Regions from separate parts of the Homo sapiens genome. Here region 1 is linked to region 2. The links are chromatin loops, found by intact Hi-C in ENCODE. Cell type or tissue: heart left ventricle. All regions are shown on one strand. Links, peaks and the distances in the headings refer to the core of each region. The heading gives the core; the rest is flanking DNA. Region 1 has its middle 9.6 kb from the start of HHEX. Region 2 has its middle 67 kb from the start of HHEX.

Evidence for each region. Peaks named below come from ENCODE experiments on the same cell type or tissue, not always from the same donor. Only the 100,000 strongest peaks of a DNase experiment are listed, where the experiment ranks them.
Region 1: a loop joins it to region 2, with 3 times the contacts of the local background. A loop is called at or near these places in 32 of 110 quality-filtered maps.

The regions. Positions count from the first base shown.
Region 1 is chr10:92,698,083-92,700,993 of GRCh38, forward strand. No RefSeq gene overlaps it. Among named protein-coding and RNA genes, the nearest start is that of HHEX, 9.6 kb to the left of the region's middle. In heart left ventricle, for the core only: no CTCF peak of the experiment used is centred there; a DNase peak (open chromatin) is centred at 1,619; H3K4me3 peaks cover 1,256 bases; H3K27me3 peaks cover 1,602 bases.
Region 2 is chr10:92,755,923-92,758,833 of GRCh38, forward strand. No RefSeq gene overlaps it. Among named protein-coding and RNA genes, the nearest start is that of HHEX, 67 kb to the left of the region's middle. RefSeq lists enhancers at 1-2,310, 416-560, 1,102-1,301 and cis regulatory regions at 281-962, 479-496, 1,125-1,617. In heart left ventricle, for the core only: a CTCF peak has its summit at 1,347; a DNase peak (open chromatin) is centred at 1,349; H3K27ac peaks cover 1,528 bases.

The DNA.
Region 1 (2,911 bases), core at 267-2,766, 58 kb before region 2:
AGTATTTTATTTAGAGAACTATTGCATAACATTTCTTTTTCTTACTTTTTATGGTTTTCTCAGGGTGAAAGCTGATAAGACATCTTGTGGGAAAAGAGGAAACCATCTCTGATAGTGAAAGTACCTTTTCTCTTTCAACTTTTCTGACAAGCTTTTGTGTGTGTGTGTGGTTTTCATTACTGTGAATATTCATCTTAGTTAATGGGGGCAGGACAGGGATTCAAGAAAACTTATTTGGACTTGGGGAAAACGCATTTTGCTGGGGACAGAAGAGACTTACTAAAATTCCCACTCCAGATATATTGGCATGTGGAAGCTGATGAACCCAAAAGCTCCTGATTTTGATTTTTTTTCAAGATCTAATAATCAATGATCCTTTAAATCTGTGATTGGAGATACTTATGTGACTACTTACAATATGGGGCAGAATGTGAATACCAAACAATCACCCAGGATGCTTCTAAATGATTGGGAGTTCAAGCCAGGCACTTTGGGAGACCAAGGTGGGCAGATCACCTGAGGTCAGGAGTTTGGGACAAGCCTGGCCAACATGGTGAAACCCTGTCTCTACTAAAACTACAAAATTAGCTGGGCGTGGTGGCACGTACCCGTAATCCCAGCTACTCAGTAGGCTGAGGCAGGAGAATCGCTTGAACCCAGGAGGCGGAGGTTGCAGTGAGCGGAGATCATGGCACTGCACTCCAGCCTGGGCGACAGCGTGAGACTGTGTCTCAAAAAAAGAAAAAAAGGCTGGGCGTGGTGGCTCATGCCTGTAATCCCAGCACTTTGGGAGGCCGAGCCGGGCGGATCACGAGGTCAGAAGATCAAGACCACCCTGGCTAACAAGGTGAAACCCCGTCTCTACTAAAAATACAAAAAATTAGCTGGGCATGGTGGCGGGCGCCTGTAGTCCCAGCTACTCGGGAGGCTGAGGCAGAATGGTGTGAACCTGGGAGGCAGAGCTTGCAGTGAGCCAAGATTGCACCACTGCACTCCAGCTGGGCGACAGAGCGAGGCTCCATCTCAAAAAAAAAAAAAAAAAAAAAAAAGAGAAAAAGAAAAAGAAAAAATAAATGATTAGGAGTTCAGTATTTTGTGGTCAAAGTAATCAGGTTGTACTGACATTTATTTTTCAGTCCATAGAGGTTTTAGGAAGTCCCAGTTGGGCTCTGTATATGTCTAATCTAATTTTGTCCCTTGATATGTATTTTTTGGTATTGTTGATAACTCCAAATAAGAAGCACTTTGGAGACTCCTCCCACTCACCCAAAGATCTGAGACCCCAGGTCTACAGAGGAGCAGCTACCCCTTCACATGTGGCTGTAGGAAAACCAGAATCACCCCGTTGTGGATACAAGCATGGCTAGCAGCAGGGGAGATGGAACTCTCTACCCCTCTCTTGCTGGCTGGGGCCCCGGGGGACACCCGCATCCTCAGCCTCCGGTCCCTCAGTTCCTAGAGCGGAGCGTGGCTCCCCCGAGAGGAGGCGGCGTCCCTGGCACGCCGTGGGCCCCGAGTGTCAGTCAGAAAAGCTAGACACCCCGAGTGATTCCCTTCTTTTGAGACAGCTCTTGGGTTCGCAGTTGCAGGCGGGAAACCTCTTCAGTCGGATGTACACAAATCTCTCTGGATAACACAGAGGGCTGCTGCGAGGGGACCTTGGAGCTGGCAGAGACATTTCCTGTCTGCGGAGGATCTTGACTTTGGAGCATCCGGCCGTCGCCGCGAGCGGCCGAACACTTTCCTGCGTCGCTGCTTTAAAAAAAAAAAAAAAAAAAAGTCACTGCCAATATCAGGCGACTTTCCACATGAAAGCCAATGAGGCCGCTTCCCACTTAAAAAACGTTTGTTTAAAACGTATTTTCTAAGCATTCCTTAGACTCCCTTTTATTTTGGAGGGGGAATTTGGTATCTTTGAAAAACCTTAAGTATTCAAAAATCTCATTCTCTCTGAAGACAACTTCTTAGATGAACAAGTACGGGAAACAGTTAACAGCAGAGGGTCCCTCCCCTGCTGCTCGCAGACGCTCGCAGTAAGATATGCTCATAATCTTGTTTATGTTTTTCTTTCATGGTTTATGCCCTTCCATCCTTCTTCTGCTCCCCACTTTTCCTTCCTTATTCATTCCCTTTCTCTTTTTTCCCCTTTCCCTTTTAGGATTCCTCATCTTCATTCAGTTTACTTCCCCATTTAGAATAGAAAATGACTAATCTCTACTCTTTAGATGTCACTATTGGGGCCAAGATTTTCTTTAAATTTATAGAAATGTTCAACTTTTAGCTGAGGTGAGAATCCTGTTTGAGGGAAATGTTGCTGGAGTCCTAATGCGTTGCTCCCATCCCGCCAGGGATAGTTTTTTTTTTTTTTAAGCCAAGATAAGCAATAATAATAACATAGTCCAGGTACAGTGGCTCATGCCTGTAATCGCAGCACTTTGGGAAGCCGAGGCAGGCAGATGGTTTGAGGTCAGGAGTTCAAGACCAGCCTGGCCAAAATGGTGAAACCCCGCCTCTGCTAAAACAAATACAAAAACTGGCAGAGTGTGGTGGCAGGCGCCTGTAATCCCAGCTACTCGGGAGGCTGAGGCAGGAGAATCACTTGAGCCACTGCACTCCAGCCTGGGCGACAAAGTGGGACTCCGTCTCAAAAAAAATAAAAAATAAAAAATAAAAAAATAAAATAACATAAATAGAAGAGTAATAATCCCTGTGTCTCTAGGGTCCAGGCGCTCAGTAGCACTGGAGTGTAATGGAGCTGACAGAGAGAGATGCTGCAATAAGGGATGGACAGCAGATGCTGTGGCAGAGTCTGCCAGGGACTCCCAACCAGAGAAAAGGAAAAGGAAGCCTGTTCCACGGAGAAGGATGATCCTGTACACAGGTCTGGAGGTGAAAGAGGGCAGGGAGTATG
Region 2 (2,911 bases), core at 304-2,803:
TGGTATTGTAGAAACAGCTATTGGCCCTTGGATAAGTTGGCAAGGATTCCAATGTGTGTTTATTCAAACTGAATGGGCCTCTTTAGGGGCTCAGTGAGAACCCCAGGAGCCAGTTAATGCAACCTCAGTTCTCTCAATCTGACTTCTTGTAAAATTTCAGAGACATTCTCTTGGCTAAGAAGATAACTGAGATTTCAAGTTAGAACTGTAGTATCCTTAACAGAGAAAAGCAAGTGAATCTCAAGTGACCGATTTTGCCTGAGTAAAATCGGAATTAAATCATATGTGGAATTACGACAGAGTCATTGGATGACAATCAGCTTTGTTTCGTTTTTCTGGGACCACATGAAAAAGAGGTTATTTATTAAGAATGGAATAGTTCCTTTAAAATTCTGTAGCAATCATGTCTCTCTCTCTTTTTTTTTCCTTCCAGTCCATGGAAAGTGTTATCTCAGGCAGCTTTGTGCAGGAAGTTGGGTTTATCACTTCCTCACAGTTGCAGTTTGTCTAGGACTTAGCTACATGCTATCAGATTACATCAAAATGTAGGCCTTTGTGTGTTTAACTCATCAAAGGAGTGGGCCCTCAGGACTTGATATCACTTCACTGCAAACGCAGCCATGTAGCAAAACAAAGCCTATCTAAACAGGACACAACTATTTCTGTTGTGCGGCAGCTCCGCTAGCTCGCGCTTTCAGAAATGGTTGGGTTTTGGGTTTCAGGTGTCTGCACTGTTTCACTTCTTGTTTTTATATTTGTATCTTTTTAGAATTGCAGTCATTTGCCTGGTTATGTGCAAGGAAGGAAAACCCAAAATATTACCTATGAGGGAGGAGGCAAGATTGCCCCAATCCACAGTGTCAGTTGGAGGTAGCACTAACCCTTACCTCATCTTCTTGATTTTCACTTGAGAACTCAGTTGCTGCGGTCTCAGTAGTCTGGGCTTCAGGGCTGGCCATGTGGGGGTTTCAAACCTTGACTTCCCTGTGTCCTGGGGCAATTATTTCACCTCTGCGTTTCAGTGTTCCCATCTGAAAAATGAAGTTAATAATAGCACCTGCCTCATAGCTTCATGGTATGGAATAAATGACACAGATTAAAGAATATATGAAGAGCGCTTATAAAAAGTGCTCCCCATTGGAGGGATATCAGGATTTTAAAGTCTGAGGGGATACCACGCCCCAGGCCCTGCAGAGCAGCAAGACTAGCTGGCAGGGCAGCCAGTCCCAGGCTGGGCAAAGTTTCTCAGGCTGTACTTCCACCTTTGGGGCCTCGTTACTATTTTCTTCTCCGTGGAGTTCCCTCTTCTCTGTGGTGGGCTTTCTGCCAGATGCTGCCTCTATTGGCGGCCACAGGAAGCCAATGCAACTGTGAAGTAATACTTCTGCCTCAGGCCTGGCTCCGCCCTGTTGACCAAGGGTTTTTAGATCTGCTCAGCCAACTCTTTTTAATGCCTTGCCTAAAAAGGACTTCTCACCCAGCCCTGCTGCACTAGGATATGGCTGGCTGCCCCAGAGGCTTTGGACAGACAGTTTTCTGGAGAGAGAAAGGGTGGAGCGGACTTCTCCCTCTCAGCTCAATTCTTCAGGAGTTTGGGGTATCATTTTGTGGCAAGTCTCTCATATGATGCTCATTTACCAAAAGCAGGTGTTAAAGGAAGAGGGAGAGAGCTTGATTCTGTACAATCTCTTTGAGCCAGTGGAATAGAATGAGGCACTCTTAAAAAAATGATTTGCATCAGGAAGTATGCGAACTTTCACAGGCCTATGACCGGAAAGAAATTTAAGTTACACCTAAAAAATTGTATGCTTTAAGAAGGTAAATGGTTTTTCTTTTTCTTTTTTAAAATCTGAAACAATTTTGCATAGAAAATTGCAATCAGCCTAAGGGTTTGTTGCTGTTTTTTTTTTGCCTCACTTGGCCAGAGAGACTTTATTGCTTCTTTATACGTCAGTTATTCACTGATAGCTTGCTATCTTCATAGCTTCCTCCGATCCAGACCGTGAGGTGGCAGGTGTCCTGTGAGCCACACTCTGCCTCAGCTGTTTAGAGAATCACTTTGGAGACACCAGTCACCTCCATTCAGTGCTGCTGGCTTAGGGTTGGTGCCACAGGTTCCCATCCATTGGATTTTGCCTCTCTGTCCCTGGCATGGGCTCTTAGGCTGTCTTTTCAGCTTTTGCCCTTAGTATAATAGCACATGATAGTGTGGAATAGCCACAGCCACTCAGATCTGTTTCTTAGACTCCTCTTAATGGCCACAGGGTCAGTTTCACCTCACCCTCAAATCCTAAGCAGGACGCAGATTCCCTGTGTGTCTCTGGTATCCTGGGCTTCCCCTTGACTAGGAATAGAATTGGGACATTTGCCTACAGCCCTCTTAGGATAACTGTGACTGCTAAGTGAAGACCAGCACTTTCTGTTAGATTGATGAGATTAAACTTCTTTTTTTCCAATTATAATAGCAATAAATGTGTTTTCTTTACACATACACATACACACACCCCTATGCACAGAAACGTATAAAGTTTAAATTTTCAGACCTTCATATTAAGGCTACTAATGATAATTTGTTTGTTGTATGCTGTTCTAAGATTTATTTCAGTACAATAAAAGCATCATAAAAAAGAAAAAGATAATGGGATGTACACATACTCTTCTGAAACTTACGTGATTTCCTTCATAGTATATGTTGTATAGATTTAAATGTCAGTATATACAGATTTACCTTCTTATTTTGAGCGGCTGTGGCTATTCCACAGAATAATGTGCTATAATTTATTTACTCAGTTTCTTATTGGTAGACTTTGGACTATTTCAGCCTTTTTTTTTTTTTTTGGTTTAACAAACAGTACAGTACTACTGAACATCCTTGTGCAAACATTTTTGTGCTTATGTGTATTTCTGTAGA